2 separate regions of the Mus musculus genome follow, and region 2 is linked to region 1. A link is a loop called in an ENCODE intact Hi-C map of the cell type or tissue named here. Cell type or tissue: heart. All regions are shown on one strand. Each heading gives the region's core, and the rest is flanking DNA. Links, peaks and the distances in the headings are about the cores only. Region 1 holds the start of Pm20d2 (peptidase M20 domain containing 2). Region 2 has its middle 14 kb from the start of Pnrc1.

Region 1 (8,334 bases), core at 276-8,275:
GTGACTAAGACGCGTTTCCACCCCTAATCAAAGTTCACCTTTCTTCCAACCTTTCCCCTTAGGCCTTTCTTCCGATCAGCCCCTTTAGGTCTTTCTTCTGACCTGCCCCCTTAGGTCTTTGCTTTCTGTTACGTGGCCACCAGCTCTTTCAACACCTCAGCCCATGTGAGTTTCTTGCTCGTGTGTTACTGGCTTATTTCAGCTTGCCATTCTGGAGATAGTGACGTGCCCTGAGGGTTGCTTAGGAAGATTTTACAGACAATATTCTGTGCTGACACAGTCTTTCTTTCTCAGCATTCAGGTAGAAGCAGCCTCCAGATGGTGCCATGGGCCTGCTTCCTGCTAGACAGAATTGTCCAGGTTCAAACACTGTAACTGAAGACGGCAGGGAAGAAGGTTCCTATCTACGTTTGGAAGCATTTTATTTCCTATTTTGTTTCGGGTGACATGACTGTATTTTCTCCACGAGTCACATCGTTTTCTCTCCTACATACTGTTCCCCACCAGGATTTCCCGTTGCCTTTACTCTCCCCTCAAATCCTTTCCCCCCACCCCATCCCACTGTTTGTGATTCATGTAGGTCACGTTTTGTTGGTCTGTGTTGGGGATTTCAAAACAGGATTATTTTTATCCTACCCAAAGAATATAAACCATGCTGAAGCCTGTCATTTGTCAAAAGGAGGTCTGAATCTGAAAGCTGAAATAATATGTAGTATGATGTGGGTGGTATTTCAGCTGTTTTCCGAAGTAACTAAACTCCATCCCTTTATTCCAATAAAGTATCCATTTATCAGGAATTTCCTGTTTCAACGTTATTATCCCCAATGAAGGGAACTTGTTTTGTGAGTAGCCTGGGAAGAAAAACGTATTTATGCTTTAAAACTATACATTATGTAGAACTACTTCTATTCGCCTTTAGTTCCTTCCCTCCAAAAGGAAAACAAAACAAAACAAAAAACAAACAAACAAAAAAACAAAACCCAACCAACCCCCTCCACAAAAACCTCACTTAATAGTACATTCTGCATTTTTAACTCCAGCCCCAGGTAAAGGAAGAGAGATTTTTTTTTTTTTAAAGAGACCTGAGTGGTATCATAAACAATGCAGACACTTGTATGTAGAATAGTTAAAAGATACCAAGTTTAAAAAAAAATACTGAGTAGTTTCCTGGCATTCAAGAATGCCACCTCCAACCCAGCTTTAGGAAGATATTCTTGAGCTGGGAAGATGGCTCAAAATGTAAAATCACTGCTCTGCAAGTATAAGTTCAAATCCCCACTGCCCATGTAAAAAGCTGGATGTGGCTGTACAATGCTACCATGAGAGTCAAGAATAATAATTAGCCAAAGGTATTTACTGTCACAGAGGAAGGATTTCTAGTCAGCGTTCTGTGGCTAGGCAGAGACACTGTCTACGCCAGATCTTATAAAAGAGAAGCATTTACTGGGGATGTCTTACAGTTAGTTTCATAGGTTTGATCCATTATCATCACGACAGGGAACATGGAGTCACGTAGGCAGACATGGTGCTAGAGAAGTACCTCAGTGTTTTACATCCAATCCAGAGGCAGCAGGAAGAGAAAGACACTGGGCCTGGCTTGGGCTTTTAACCTACTGCACCCCCCCAGTGACATACTTACTTCCTCCAACAATCTTGCCCAAGCTAGTATCTTGCTGGCAAGAATTCACTCGGACAACCGGATCTTTCTACGGCAAAGCTTTTATTGCTTCAACATAAGGAAGACCCGAACCCGGAAAATGGTGCTGCTTATATAGCCTGCAGCGTGACGTTTCAGCACCTGATGTGGCGTGACAGCACCCGATTAGTTGCTCGCCCATCACCCCATTACTTACGCCCTGAGATGGGCAGTGGCTGGGCGTGAATTTACTCTTGCACTTGCGCATAAGGCTTGTTTACTAGTTAGGCACAGTGGAAGCCAGCGCCATCTTATAATGGTGATTGCTCACGGCATGGCTCTCCACACAACAAGGCCACACCTAATCCCTTTCAAGTAGTATCTCTCCCCAGTGATCATGCATTCAAATATAGGAGTCTACAGGGACCATTCTTATTCAAACCACCACAAGGGATGTTATATCTATGCTGTTAGGTGCTAGAAAATGGAACAAAAAAAAGTATGAAGACTGAAGAGAAGATACAATTTATTAAAGAGATTCAAGAATACAAATCACCATGCACAAGAAATCCATGATGTCAAAAGTAGAAACTGAATACATATATGTCTGGGTGGGCAGACTACGCAGGAGGAACCCAGCCCAGAGTTACCTATCTTTCCACCACATCAGATGACAACAGTATTACTTTGTAACAAGCAACCTAAATAGCAGCTTGTCTCTAAAGTTTATACACAAGCCTGTGTGTAGCTGTCTAATGAGAACAAACAGGATTTCCACTGCTATTGGCAGAGCTCTGCTGTAAAAATTTATTGAAGATGAATGATTGTGTCCATTGTGATATAAATAGATGATTTGTGAATTCAGATGTCACAAGCAATCAAGTGTAGTGGTTAGATGTTGTCTTTTGTGGAAATCTGTGCCCAGTACTTAGTGAGTTGTATAATCTTGGATGCCCATCTGTAATTTGAAGATAATAGTCACACTAAAAACCTCATAGGTTGGGATGAGAAATAGGTATTAACATTTAAAACATCCAGAAAAGCACTTGGTGCAGAGTGAGTGATCTTATTATTTTGACATTATTCTGGCTTTTAGCCAGTTCACTGAGCAAAATAATCTGGAGTCTCATAGATGCTGGAGGACTCCTGTAAAGGAGTTACAAGAGTAAAGTTAAGAAAATGACGGTGGGGCTGGAGGACCAGGGTTCAGTTCCCATTCACCCAGAGGGTGGCTCGCAATCATGTGTAACTCGTTTCAGGCGATCTGACGCCCTCTTCTGACCTCCTCAGGCACCAGACTCGGTGTGCACGCATACATTCAGACAAAACAAACAAAATAACACAAAAAAATGTTAAAAAAAGTTTTAAAAAAGGAAAGTGAGTCCATTCATGAATTTATATCACATTTATTGTGTTTAGGGAAAAGTTTCATTCGGTTAGGGTGTTAACTAAGGACAGTTTTTTTCACGTTAGAGTGTGACCTGGACTCTGGCGTTTTAGGGTATAAACTAGTAAAAATTGATTACAGTCTGCCTTTTTCTTCTCTTCATTCCTTCCACTTCCCTCGAGTTTACTCTGTATAGCCCTGGCTGTCCTGGAACTCACTTTGTAGACCAAGCTGGCCTCGAACTCAGAGATCCACCTGCCTCTGCCTCCCAAATGCTTGGGATTAAAGGCGTGCACTCCTTAAAAAAATCATATATATATATATATATATATATATATATATATATATATATATATATATGGTATCTTATTTGACCTAGTTGTGGCAATTTAAGAGAGGGTAGAATAGGAAGAACACGCAGAAGCTTTTAATACAAGAAAACCTCAGACTACTAATTATTAGGTGTGTATCATCAATAACAATTTTGAACTTGTATCACTCTGGAGGAAAAGGAGAGTATGACTTCTTGAATTTCCTCATCGGGTAACTTTAGACCCGTTATGAACACAAGCTGTGCAAATCATGTTACTTGGGCTTGTCAATCAAAATTTTGGATAAAACTTGTCCTATACAATTCCTCTTCTTAGGAGTTGGCGCCCCAGCTCCAGGCCGAGCCTTGAGGGCGGAGCTACAGGGCAACTCCTGACCTGGGGGGTGGGGGGTTAAGTTAGAGTTAGGGTGGTGCTGTACGGTGGGCGAGCGCGGGGCGCTGGTCGCCGAAGCCGCCGAGGGCGGCCGAGGACTGATTAGGACAGCCGAGCGGTGCGGACTGCCAAGGGCTGCCGAGGCGCCTAGCCTTGCGGAGGGCTGCCAAGGACAGCTAAGCGTTGCCAAGGGCGGCCAAGCGCTGCCAAGGTGCCGCCGAGCGTTGCATAGGACTGGCAAGGACTGCCGAGCGGCGCCGAGCGTTGCCGAAGTCAGATAAGACAGCCGAGCGCCGCCGAGCCTCGCAGAGGGCGGACGAGGAGAGACCGCAGCACGCCCGCGCCATGGGTCCGGTGGTGGAGCGGCCGGCCGAGCCCGGCACGAGCAGCGCCGCCGAGCTGGAGCTGCTGAAACGGCGAGCGGCCGAGCGCATCGACGAGGCGGCCGAGCGCCTGGGCGCGCTGAGCCGCGCCATCTGGAGCGCGCCCGAGCTGGCCTACGAAGAGCACCGCGCGCACGGCGAGCTCACGCGCTTCTTCGAGTGCGAGCCGCCGGCCGCCTCGTGGGCGGTGCAGCCGCACTTCGGGCTCCCCACCGCCTTCCGTGCCGAGTGGGCGCCGCCGGAGTCCGCGGCGGGGCCCCGCGCGCTGCAGGTGGCCTTCCTGTGCGAGTACGACGCGCTGCCAGCCCTGGGCCACGCCTGCGGCCACAACCTCATCGCCGAGGTCGGGGTGGCTGCGGCGCTCGGCCTGCGGGCTGCGCTGGAGAGCATCGCTGCGCCGCCGCCGGTCAAGGTGAGCCACTCCGGGCCAGCGCGGGGCGTGCCGGATCCAGCCCGGAGTGCCAGACCAGTCGGAGTACCAGACCGGTTATTTTTGGTGGCAGACAGCTGCAGTTTGCTCATTGGGTCGTGTGCTATCTGGAGGAAATAAATGGAGACTTAACAAACAAAAGATTTTGATTTGAATAATTGGTATTTGTATAGTAAATTTCAGTGTTTAGAACTACCAGGCTGCCAAACCACTAAAGAGCAGAACTAACGGAGAAGCTAACAAAACATTTACTACGTAGATAGGTTCATATTTAAGTGTACATTTTATTTCATATTAAACAGGCGTCTCGGTTCTTTAAGCAGGAAAATGTCGTGCATGTCTGTCTTGGGCAGGTCCGATCTTGTGTTTACTCTTTAGGATAGTGTATTTAATTCTGTGAGCAAGGTTATATGTCACAACTCAGCTCGGCTCACCCGCCAGTGGCAGTAATGTAATCCTCTGCAACAAACAATTTATCTCTTGTGGCCTCTAGGTTTCTGTGTTGTTTGGGGAGGAGGGCCGTGAGACCCTGGACCGACTTAGGAAAGTTCTCAGCGGTTGGCAATGAGCCCAGTAGATTCAGAGAGGCTTAGCGGCCAGGAGTGGTGGTGCATGCCAGGCGGAGCTCTGTGAGTTCGAGGTCAGCCTAGTCTATCTGAGCTCCAGGACAGTCAGGATTACATAGAGAGACCCTGTCTTACCCCCTCCCTCAAAAAGCAGCTTAACTTAAGGTACATTATAAATTTAAAAATAAATAAAGCCAGACTTTGAGAAGTATACCAACTTCAAATTTCAAGTGGTTGTTCTCAGCAACGTTCCTCTCTTACCAGAAAATGGAATATGAGTGGATTCCCTTTGCTTTCATTGTATTTTTATACCTGACCTTAACAATACTTTAATCTTATGCAGAGGCTGTGCCTTTGCTTTTTAAAAATTGCTTGAAGAAGTTAAGCTTAGGTATCAAAGTAAAAGGTTTATTCTGTCAAGTTCTCTTTTGTTCGATTAGGTGTTTGGTGACCCTTAGGTCTTCCTGGTTGAACTGGTGAAATCGAGTTAGTAAGTTTGTGTAATAGTTGGGGGTTTCTAACCATGGCACTGAGGTTGTTTAAGGCTCGTCAATGAAAGGTTAATGAGTTAAGACTTTTAAGGTGGTTTCTCAGTGAGGAGTCCGTCTCAACCGGAAGGAGAGCTCTGTAGGCTCTGGAGACTTGCTTTGTAACCCGGGACGCCTGTAGCCTGCCTGAAATGATGCAGACTGCAGACTGCTTACTACCTCGCAGGCTTCTTGTGAGGGTAACAGACAGGCCACGTGCAAGATCCTTTTCAGTAAAGCTCATGACTGATTGATTATACCTGTCATACACATACATTAAACAGTCTTAGCCACGAAGAAACTTTAACAGATAAGTCCTAGCAAATGTTAAAGTACATATAATTCTACTTCTTTTGGTCTTTGTTATGACTTGGGTGGAGTATAAAATTGGGGGAATTTTCCTATAGCACTTCTAGCATGCATTTATACCAGATTACTATAACAATACATATTAAATTTTATGATTCTGCACAATATACTTTAATTCATGGTATAAATGTCAGACTATAACTTCTCTTCAGGGGTTAAGGACTTAAGTGTATATCCTGAATACACACGCGCTAAAACCCATGTCATGTTTTCCTGCTAGGAATCTCTTTGCTAACATCTGCATTTCCTTGTAGGTGATTGTCCTGGGAACCCCTGCAGAAGAAGATGGTGGTGGCAAAATTGATCTAATTGAAGCAGGTGCCTTCGAAAACCTTGATGTTGTTTTTATGGCTCATCCCTCTCAGGAGAACGCTGCCTATCTCCCGGATGTGGCCGAGCACGAGTGAGTAGTCACACTGAGGATAATTCCTTAGTGGGCAACAGGCTGCAGAACAATCAAAGCTAGGCCAAAAGTACTTGTCATGCGCGCCTAGCGACCAACCGACCAGAGTTCAACCCTCGGAACCCACATCACATCGGAGAGAATATTTCTTTTGATCTCCACAGGTATCCCATTGCACGCACCACCCCCCAGTCCCCTACCACATACACAGACATAATTAGGAAAAGGGAGGTAAGCCAGACACTAAACCTCTGCATTCATACATTTCAAATGTTAAATGAACTACGCACCTCTAATCTCATTACTCAGGAGGTTAAGGCAGGAAGAGTGTAAGGCCAGTGTAGACTGCACAGAAGACCCTGGGAACTGGGCAGTGCGGATGTGAGGTTTGCTTTACAGCCTCCCTTCTGATCGTGATTTGTTATTATGGTCATAATTGAACTATTAAAGGAGTATCAAACCCTTGTGCTCTCTTTTGAACTTAACCTGGCTCCTGGAGAACAGCTGTGCTTTGATAAGGACTTGTCTTTACAAGGGACAGTTTTGTTAAGACGAGAGGAAAGCCCTTCTTCATGCTGCTTTTAACTTGGTTCTAGGGAGCCAGAGGAGGGTTCTCTTTTGCATCTAGAAGGATGTACCATGCATTGAACTGCTGTGAATTTTTAACCACAAATGACAGTGAGAGTAGGGACAGTTGTGGTATGGTTAATGGTCCTGTCCCCAGGAGCCACTGCTGGGCTGTGTCGGGTAGTTCTGTAGTAGCTGGGAATCTGGGTTGTAATAATAGAACTATCCCTGCAGTGTAGCTGGGCTCAAGAATTTCACTTCTCTGAACCCCACCAGACCTTGTTTTCAAAGGGTAGTCATTTTAATTGTATTTTTCTCCCTTTCTTCCTTCTTCCTTCCATCCAACTATCTATCCATCTGTCTGTCTGTCTGTCTGTCTGTCTGTCTGTCTGTCTACTTTTCCAGACAGGGTTTCTCTGTGTAGCCTTGGCTGTCCTGGAACTCACTCTGTAGACCAGGCTGGCCTCGAACTTACAAAGACCCGCCAATCTTTGTCTCCAGAGTACTGGGGTTAAAAAGTATTGGGATAGCACTGCCCAGCGGTATCTTCATTCATACCAACTTGGAACTGTTACTGTGAGAGTAGAAACGATTCACTTTGTATGGGGAGGGGAGGGAGATATAATTTTATCTCTGTACTTCTGGAAAACATTAGAAGTTACAAATGTCTGCCAGTGCTTCTGGCTGGAAGAGGCCTGCAAACGGTAGGCAGGCTTCCCAGACTATTTGGACTATATTTAGGCCTTGATCTTATGTTTGTCTTGATCTTAAAGTCAACCCAATTGGTTCCACATACTCTACCCCCTCAATTAAGGTCTGGTATATAGCACAGGCTTGCCTGGAACTCCCTGTGTAGTTGAGGTTGTCCTTGAACTGCCTGCCTCTGCTACTGCAGTACTGGGATTGCAGGTGTGTGTATCCATGTCTTGTTTGTGTGGTGCTGGGGAGTTGGATGAGCCTAAGACTGTATGCATGTTAGATAAACACTCTGCCATCTGAACTATGCACCCAGCCCAGCTTGGTTTATTTATTTTGTTTGTTTGTTTGTTTGTTAAACAATCTCATATAGCCCAGGCTAGCCTCAGATCTGCCATGCAGCTGAAGATGATCTAGACCTTCTGATCCTTTTGCCTCCCCAGTGCTGGGATTGCAGGTATACACCACTATGCCTAGTTATACACGGAGTTAGAAATCGAAGCAGGGCTTCGTGTATGCCAGGCAAGCATTCTACCAGATGAACTCTGATGATATCTACACTACACACACACACACACACACACACACACACACACACACACACACACCTTACTATGTAGCCCTGGCCACCCTGGAACTCAATCTGCAGTCTAGGCTGGCCTTGAA
Region 2 (8,334 bases), core at 242-8,241, 73 kb before region 1:
TCACATGAAGGTCAGGGGACCCCTTGAACCCCTGGAGTCTCAGGGATGGAACCCTGGTCACAGGCTTTCTAGCAAATCCCTTCATGGTTGAGCCATTTCACTGTCCAGCTTTCACACGAATAGAATCCAAACAAGACAGGTATCACATGACATCATACTCTTTCCAATTCTGAATATTGACTGGGAAAGTGCCAGGCACTGTGCTGGGTACCTGGAGATGCAACTAAAAGGTGGTTTGTAATGTTAAGAAACATCAGACAATAAGAAACACTTTCTGAGCCTGGTGTGGTGGCCCACACCTTTGATCCCAACACTTGGGAGGCAGAGGCAGGCAGATTGCTGAGTTCAAGGCCAGCCTGGTCTACAGAGTGAGTTCCAGGACAGCCAGGGCTACATGGCTACACACACTTGTAATCCCAACTTTGGAAGAGAAACTAAGCTACACAGAAAGACAGATGCTGTCTTCAAAAGAATCAATCAATTGATCTCTCAAGAGGCAAACAAAACATTTAAAAATAAAACTTTTTTTTTTTTTTACTTTTAAGGTTTAAATTTTTAATTTTTGAGAATTTCATGGAGACTGTATGTATTCACAGTATTTACCTCCCCTCCCCTCTAACTTCTCAGGTTCATGTCTCTTCTTCACTTTTATTGTTGTTACACATATGTAACTTTATTAATTATTTAGTTAGTTAGTCTTGGTTTTTCGAGACAGGGTTTCTCTTTGTAGCCCTGGCTGTCCTGGAATTTACTCTGTAGTGTGAATGCTGGCCTCGAACTCAGAAATCTGCCTGCCTCTGCCTCCCAAGTGCTGGGATTAAAAGCGTGCGCCACCACTGCCCGGCTACATAACTTATTGAGTTCATTTAGTGTGGCTTGAATGTACTTGGATTTGATAACCCTTCAGGTGTTGGGGATTGGGTCTAACTCTGAAGGTCCTTGTCCTCAATTGGTTTTTAACCAATCAATAAAGATGCCAGCGGCCAATGGCTGAGCAAAGAAAGATGGGGTGTGTCCCTTGGGTTTGTGAGGGCTAGGACACTGGAGAGAGGAAGAGAGAAGAGAATCCCTGTGACTGGGTGTGGGGGAGGGGGGCGAATGAGATTTAGGAGCTGCTGGAGAGAAAGCCAACTAGCCATGTGAGAATTGAGTGGGTGGCCACTGGCCACTTCCCCAATCGGCCTGGGGTAGCAGCAAGAGGTGTAGAACTGCTCAGCTTTTAAGCTAATCCCAGCATTTCAAAATTGGGCTAAAGTGTGTGTGTCTTTCATCGGAAGAATTCCTGGGCCGGTGGCTGGGAGCACGTGACCCACCACCCACACCCACCGTGAGCACTAAGTGGTGTAGCCCAAATTCACCGCAACAATCAGGGAACTCATTTACGCAAAGAACTGGTGTTTCCTCCCAGAGCAGCAGTTGCTTGCCTTTGGTGATATCTTACTGAACCAGTCATCACCATGGTTCATAGTTTGACAGTTAGGTAGGATCACAGACTTTTCCTCTCCCTTCGGAGCTTGCATAACATCTTCAGAAAGTTCCTTGAAAAGGAAGCGTCCAGGCCAGTTCTAGCTCAAGTCCAGCACCTCCTGTGTCCAGAATATGGAGTGTCTTCAACAATCCCGTCTTGCCTTGGGTGTTTACTTAACTCTTTTTTTCTTGAGTTCTTTGCATATTCTAGGTATTAATCTTCTGTCAGCTTTATGCAGCTAGCAAAGGTTCTCTCCCGCTCTGAGGCTCGCTCTTCTCTTCACTGCTCCCTGTGCTGTACAGGCGCTTTTAAGTTTTATGAAGGCTCATTTGTCAATTGTCATCTTTAATTCCTGAACAGACAGAGTCCGACTTATAAATTCCTTTTCTGCCCATGTTTTCTTCTAGAAGTCTTAGGGTTTCTAGTCAGGTTTCACATTAAAGTCTTCAATTCACTTAGAGTTGATTTTTGTGCAGAGTAACAGATATAGATATAACTTCATTTTTCTTCAAAATATGGACACTCCATTTTCCCAGCATCATTTGTTGAAGATGTTCTCTTTCCCCCAGTGTGCATTTTTTTGGCTTCTATCATACACCAGTTGGTGAGCTACAGGTCTAACTCAGTGGTAGAGTATTTGTCTAGCATGCACGAAGCCCTGAGTTTGATCTCCAGTATGAAGAAAACCTAACAAAAGTATATTTAAGTCAGGTGTGTTAGTTCATACCTTCAATTTCACTCCCACTGGAGGCCAAGTCAGGAGGATTGCTGTAAGTTTGAGAGCAGTCAGGACTACATTGTAAGCCTGTGTCTCACAATTGGAAAATAAATGTGTATGGCTGTTTTGCCTACATGTGTACATGAATGTGCATCTTGTGTGCATCCCTGGCACACACAAAAGAGGGGTCCAGTCCCCTGGTGGTTGTGAGCCACTATGTGGGTCCTGGGAACTGAAGCCAGGTCCCTGCCAGAGCAGTCAGTGCTCTTAACCTTTGAGTCATCTCTCTGTCTTAATTTCTGTCCCTTAGTGCAACGTCCATGACCAAGGCAACTCTTCCAGAAGAAAGCATTTATTTGGGGGTTTATTTACACATTTAGAAGGTTAGTCCAGGAACATCATGGCAGAAAGTGTGGAAGGCAGCAGGCAGACATGGGGCTGAGAGCTTTCATCCTGACGATAGTGCTGATGCAAGTTAGACAGTCAATAGTGAATCATTAAAAATTTCTGTTGTTGTTTTGAGATGGGGTCTTACTGTGTGTTTTAGTTAGGGTTAGGTCATGCAACAAAACAGCATGACCAAAAGCAGGTTGGGAAGGAAAGGGCTTATTCAGTTTACACTTCTACATTGCTGTTCATCATTGAAGGAAGACAGGACAGGAACTCAACCAGGGCTGAAGCCTGAAGGCAGGAGCTGATGCCGAGGCCATGGAGGGGTGCTGCTTACTGGCTTGCTCAGCATGGCTTGCTCAGCCTGCTTTCTTTCTTTCTTTCTTTCTTTCTTTTTTTTAAAAAAGATTTATTTATTATATGTAAGTACACTGTAGCTGTCTTCAGACACACCAGAAGAGGGCATCAGATCTCATTACAGATGGTTGTGAGCCACCATGTGGTTGCTGGGATATGAACTCAGGACCTCTGGAAGAGCAATCAGTGCTCTTAACCGCTGAGCCATCTCTCCAGCCCTCAGCCTGCTTTCTTATAGAACCCAGGACCACCAGGCCAGGGATGGTACCACCCACAATGGGCTAGCCCTTCCTACATTGGTCACTAATCAAGAAAAGGACCCTATAGCCCAATATAATGGAGGCATTTTCTCAACCGAGTTTCCCTCCTTTCAAACAATTCTAGTTTGTGTCAAATTTGCATAAACTAGTCAGCACACTATGTAATGTGTAATGGTGAACTGGGAACTCCCTGTGTAGACCAGGCTGGCCTTGAATTCCTAGACAGCCACCTGCCTCTGCTTCCCAGGTGCTAAGAATAAAGGTGAACACCACCATGTCAGCCATGAAAGGACTGACAACATGACTCAGCAATTGCTGGGCAGCCTGAGTTTTATCCCTGGGACTAGAAAGAGAACTGGCTGCTTCAAGTTGGCCTGTGATCTCCACACACTTTCCATGGTACACACATCACCACCCCCACTCCTGATACACATATAAGGAAACAAACAAATGGAATAATTTTGAATGGGGTTAGTAAAAAGACGACTCGGATGTGGTGGTGCATGCCTGTAATACTACCACTTGGAAAATAGAGACAGAAAGGTCAGGAGTTCAAAGCCAGCCTGAGATATGTGAGAGCCTAGCTCAAAACAAAACAAAACAAAAAAAGAATCCCCGAGGGCTAGAGGGATGGCTCAGCAGTTAAGAGCACTGACTGCTCTCTTCCAGAGGTTCTGAGTTCAATTCCCAGCAACCACATGGTGGCTCACAACCATCTGTAATGAGATCTGATGCCCTCTTCTGGTGTATCTGAAGACAGCTACAGTGTACTCACATACATAAAATAAATAAATAAATAATCTTTAAAAAAGAAAAAAGAATACCCAACATAAAATTAAATAGAAAAAGGGGAAATATAGCTGGGTGTCATGTGCAAACTTGTAAGTCCTAACATTACAAGGCAAAGGCAAAAGGGTTGGCATGAGTTTGAGGTCATCTCAGGGTACCTATCAAGTCTACAGGCGACAGGGCTACCTACTGAGAACCTGTTTCAAAACCAGGAAATCAAAAAGTAACATGTAAATCACAGACAAATAAGGTTACAAGAGGGGATGTCCTGTACGGTTACTCTGAAGACCCGAGAAGATGCTATAGAGGTCCAAAGTAAACAAGGACATGTGATAACGGGAAAGAGGGAGAAGCCAAACAAACAGCCTAGAAAAACTGTCCCAGTTCATGTGACACTAGGAAGAGCCAGGGTAGGAAGTCTGGAAGGATTCTCAGAGGTACAACTCCAGGAAGACACAACTAAGTTCAGAAGCCTCATGGGAACCAGGTAGTGTGGTTGGTCCTACATAATTTGAGGGGCTGAGAGCATGCCACAAGTTGAAGTTATTCTGGACCATAGAGTGAAACCATAGTCTGAAAAAAAAAATGGTGGGCAATGCGTGAAACGGGTGGGTTAGGAGAGCACCAGGATAGAAGAGGCTGGAGAATGGCTGACAGCGTCTTCCCTTGTCTTAGGCATGACCCGTTCCAAGGAGACTTTGGGTTGGCCTGCCACTGCTGTATTCTAAAAGCACTTCATCCTGACATCAGTTCTTAAGTTTCCCAACACAGTGTAAGTCTGGAATATTCATGGGCTGCTCACCAAGTGAAGAACGATTACAAAGTAACTTCTGAATAGAGACTGTGACTCAGCCAGTCTCACCTCACTCCACTCTCGGACTTTCAAGGGTCCACGTAAATCCTGCCAACACAGCATGCCAGTCACTGCTCAGTCTCAGCCACACCTCAGATTCACGTTGATGACAAAGTGTAAGTCTGGCAGGATGGGTCACATGCACGCTCTGCTTCTTCCTGCCAGCAACCTCATGGCCAAGGCCTTCCTGCCCTGTCTGCCTACTTTGGTATTAAAAGCAGCCACACCCCAGTAGGAGAGCACATCCCACCAGCTGGCTGCGGGGAGGGAGACGTGAGTGACAACCCACTGGACTTTGCCAGGAAGGGAAAGGGCAGGTGCTGGCCAAGAAGTGTTGCAATTCAGGAAATTTCTGGCCTTGGGCAAGCTGCCGACATCCCTTGCTGTGCAGTAGCCTGGCTTCTAGTTTGTTTAACTCTTACTGGAAACAAACATGTGACGAGTGACCCAGTTCTTTCCCAGTGGAATTTCTTTCCTCGGTGTGCCCTCGGAGGATTCTTGACAACTAAAAGTCACCACTCACTGCCCCTTTAGCTTCACTTTGACTTTAAATTTCAAATATGTAATTTCAAGATTCCAGTTTGGGTGTAGTCTCTCTCTCACTCTCTCCTCCCCTCACTCTTTTTCCCTCCTTCCTGTTTTTCTTTTTAAGAAGAGTTGGCATTTATTGAGAAACGTAGCTAACCATTGTACCACATGCCTGTAATTCCAATACTCAGGAGGAAGGTCAGGGATTCAACATCACTATCTGCTACGAAGGCCAGCCTGGACAACCTGAGGAGGTGGGGGGGGGGGGGGGGGAGAAGGAGAAGGAGGAGGAGAGGAAGAGAAAGGAGGAGGAGGAAATAAAAAAAGTGGGGAGGGGGGAAGACACCAAACAAACACAAACTCAAAAAACCAGAGTGAGATGGATTAGCAGGTAAGGGTGCCTGCCTTAGTCAGGGTTTGTATTCCTGCACAAAACATCATGACCAAGAAACATGTTGGGGAGGAAAGGGTTTATTCAACTTATACTTCCACATTGCTGTTCACCAAAGAAATCCAGGACAGGAACTCACACAGGGCAGGAGCTGATGCAGAGGCCATGGAGGGGTGCTGCTTACTGGCTTGCTGTCCCTGGCTTGCTCAGTTCTAGAACTACCAGCCCAGGGATGGCACCACAGGGGGTTAGGCCCTCCTCCTTGATCACTAATTGAGAAAATGCCTTACAGCTGGATCTCATGGAGGCCTTTCCCCAAGGGAGGCTCCTTTCTGAGATAACTCCTGTTTGTGTCAAGTTGACACACAAAGCCAGCCAGTACACCCCCACACACACCCACACACACAAACACACACACACACACACACACACACACCCCTACTCCCTGTTTAAAATGTTTAAATGATGTGGTTACAGGCTTCTCAGGACTGAGTCATCATTCTGTTGCCAGTGTTGTTTTATTTGGGGGAGGCAGGGGGATTTTATTGTTGTTGTTTTAAAGATTTACTTTTAATTATGTGTGAATCTGAGTGTGGGTATGGGCAGATAGATACCTGTATAGACCAGCAAAGGGTGTCAGATTCCCTGGAACTGAAGTTAGAGGCAGTTATGAGCTGTCCAAAAAGATGCTAAGAACCAAACTCAGGTCCTCTGTAAGAGCAGCTCAGGCCCCTGACTGTCCTAGAGTGGAGAGATCAGACAGGCTGAGAGCAGGGAACACTACTCAGAGGTCTTTGGCAAAAAGCTTACTAACATCTCTTCTTTCAGTATCACTTCCACGGAAAGGGAACCATAACTATATTTTCTCACAAAATGTTTGTCATAAAAAATATGGAACAAATTAAATAAGAATTTAGTAATTCTTTGGGGTTTGTGTTTTATTGTTTTGTTTTGAGATTGGGTCTCACTACGTAGCTCGGGCTGGCCTTGAACTTGAAATCCTCCTGCCTCAGCCTCTCAGATGCTGGAAACACAGGTGTGCAGAGCCATTCCTAAAGCATAAAGATTGTATTATTTCGTGTGTACACATGCATGTGTGTCTGTGCGTGTGTGTGTGTGTGGAGGCCAGGGGACATTGCTGGGTATCACTCCTTGCCTTTTGCCTTTAGTCAGGATCTCTCTTACGTTGTCTGCTGCAGCATAAGCCAAGCTGGCTGGCCAGGCGCTGCTGGGAGCCTCCTGCCTTCACCTCTCGCCTCTGAAGGAACCTTGTGATTCTAAGCACTGGCTGCCTCGGCAGCTTTACCTGTGTTCTGGGGATCCAAGTCCTGTTTTCACATTTGCTTCAAAAACTGTTACCCACAAGAGCCAATTCTCCGGTCCCAATTATTTCTATTTATCGCTCCTTTTTTTTTTTTTTTTTTTTTTGGCATTGCTGGGGATTGAACCCTTGATGTAGTAATTATTTAATCTCAGTCGGGGGTTTCTATCACACCTTTGATCATTCAATTCCCAGATAAAAGATACAAGACTATGTATTTACACAAAGCTTTTTAAAGCACTAAACCTGGGCAGATAGCTCCCCTCTAAGTTCTTATGTCTACTCCCTGCCAGTAACCCTGAGATCTGACTAGCCATGTTCCATCTGGGCTGCTCTTAACTCCAGTTGGCCAGCCCTCATGGCCATGTCTTCACAACTCACCTAAATACCCCCATGGCATCTTCTCCTCTTTCCACCTTTCCTCTTTTCCTTTCTGGTCTCTCCAGACCCGAAGCCCAGGAACCCAAACACCACCTACTTCTCTTCTGCCCAGCTGTGTTCAACCAAAAGTTTTAAATTAAGGAGCAAGGTCACATAGCAGTTCTTGATGTGTGTGAGGTATTTGTGCCCAAAAGTACATAGGCCTAAAACAGTGATTTCAGAACCTGGTTTAGGGTAGCTTTCCTCCCAGGTCTGTTTGAGAGAAGAACACATTAATAACAGAGCATAGGCAAGCATTCACCGAGAGCCCAGCACATAAGGCAGAGGCTGGAAGATCAAAATAAGTTTGGTTTACATACTGAATTCCATGTCAGCTGGAACTACAGGAGCTAGGCATGGTGGCACACACCTTTAATCCCAAGAATGAGGGGAGAGACAGGTAAATCTTCATGAATTGAAGACCAGCTGAGCCAACATAGCATGTTGCAGGATAGCCAGGCCTGTATGAGCCAGGTCTCAAACATCCAAAACCAAACGTACCACTACCCCTCAAAACAGAAACAAGACAAGGGGCTGGGGAGAAGACCTAGTGGTCAAGAGCCCTAGCTGCTGTTGCTAAAGACCTGAATTCAGTTTCCAGTGGCACACAACTGCCTGTCATGGCAGTTCCAGGGGATCAGTGCCCTCTTCTGGCTTCTTGGCACCCCAGTTTCACCCCAGCCTCTTAAAATGAGGCTCGAATCCTGGTTTCTCACCCAACTTCCAGCCTGTGCTTAAAGTGCACACACTCAGCGATGCACAGAACAGCAGCCATCTGGAGCTACTACCCTGGACAAGAGGTAAACTCCCTACAGCATGAGAGAGGGATGGTCTTGGGT

What was found. A loop is a pair of places that touch in the nucleus more often than their neighbours do. Peaks named below come from ENCODE experiments on the same cell type or tissue, not always from the same donor. Only the 100,000 strongest peaks of a DNase experiment are listed, where the experiment ranks them.
Region 2: a loop joins it to region 1, with 11 times the contacts of the local background. A loop is called at or near these places in 2 of 42 quality-filtered maps.

What each region holds. Positions count from the first base shown.
Region 1 is chr4:33,185,119-33,193,452 of GRCm38, reverse strand. It overlaps Pm20d2 (peptidase M20 domain containing 2), which reads left to right and starts at 3,716. Exons shown (of 7, transcript NM_001034867.2): 1 at 3,716-4,522; 2 at 6,257-6,405. The coding sequence starts at 4,073. In heart, for the core only: CTCF peaks have their summits at 4,484 and 5,153; DNase peaks (open chromatin) are centred at 4,002 and 4,512; H3K4me3 peaks cover 1,652 bases; H3K27ac peaks cover 959 bases; H3K27me3 peaks cover 222 bases.
Region 2 is chr4:33,258,238-33,266,571 of GRCm38, reverse strand. No RefSeq gene overlaps it. Among named protein-coding and RNA genes, the nearest start is that of Pnrc1, 14 kb to the right of the region's middle. In heart, for the core only: CTCF peaks have their summits at 3,920 (motif pointing left), 4,848 and 5,048; a DNase peak (open chromatin) is centred at 5,091; H3K27ac peaks cover 1,175 bases.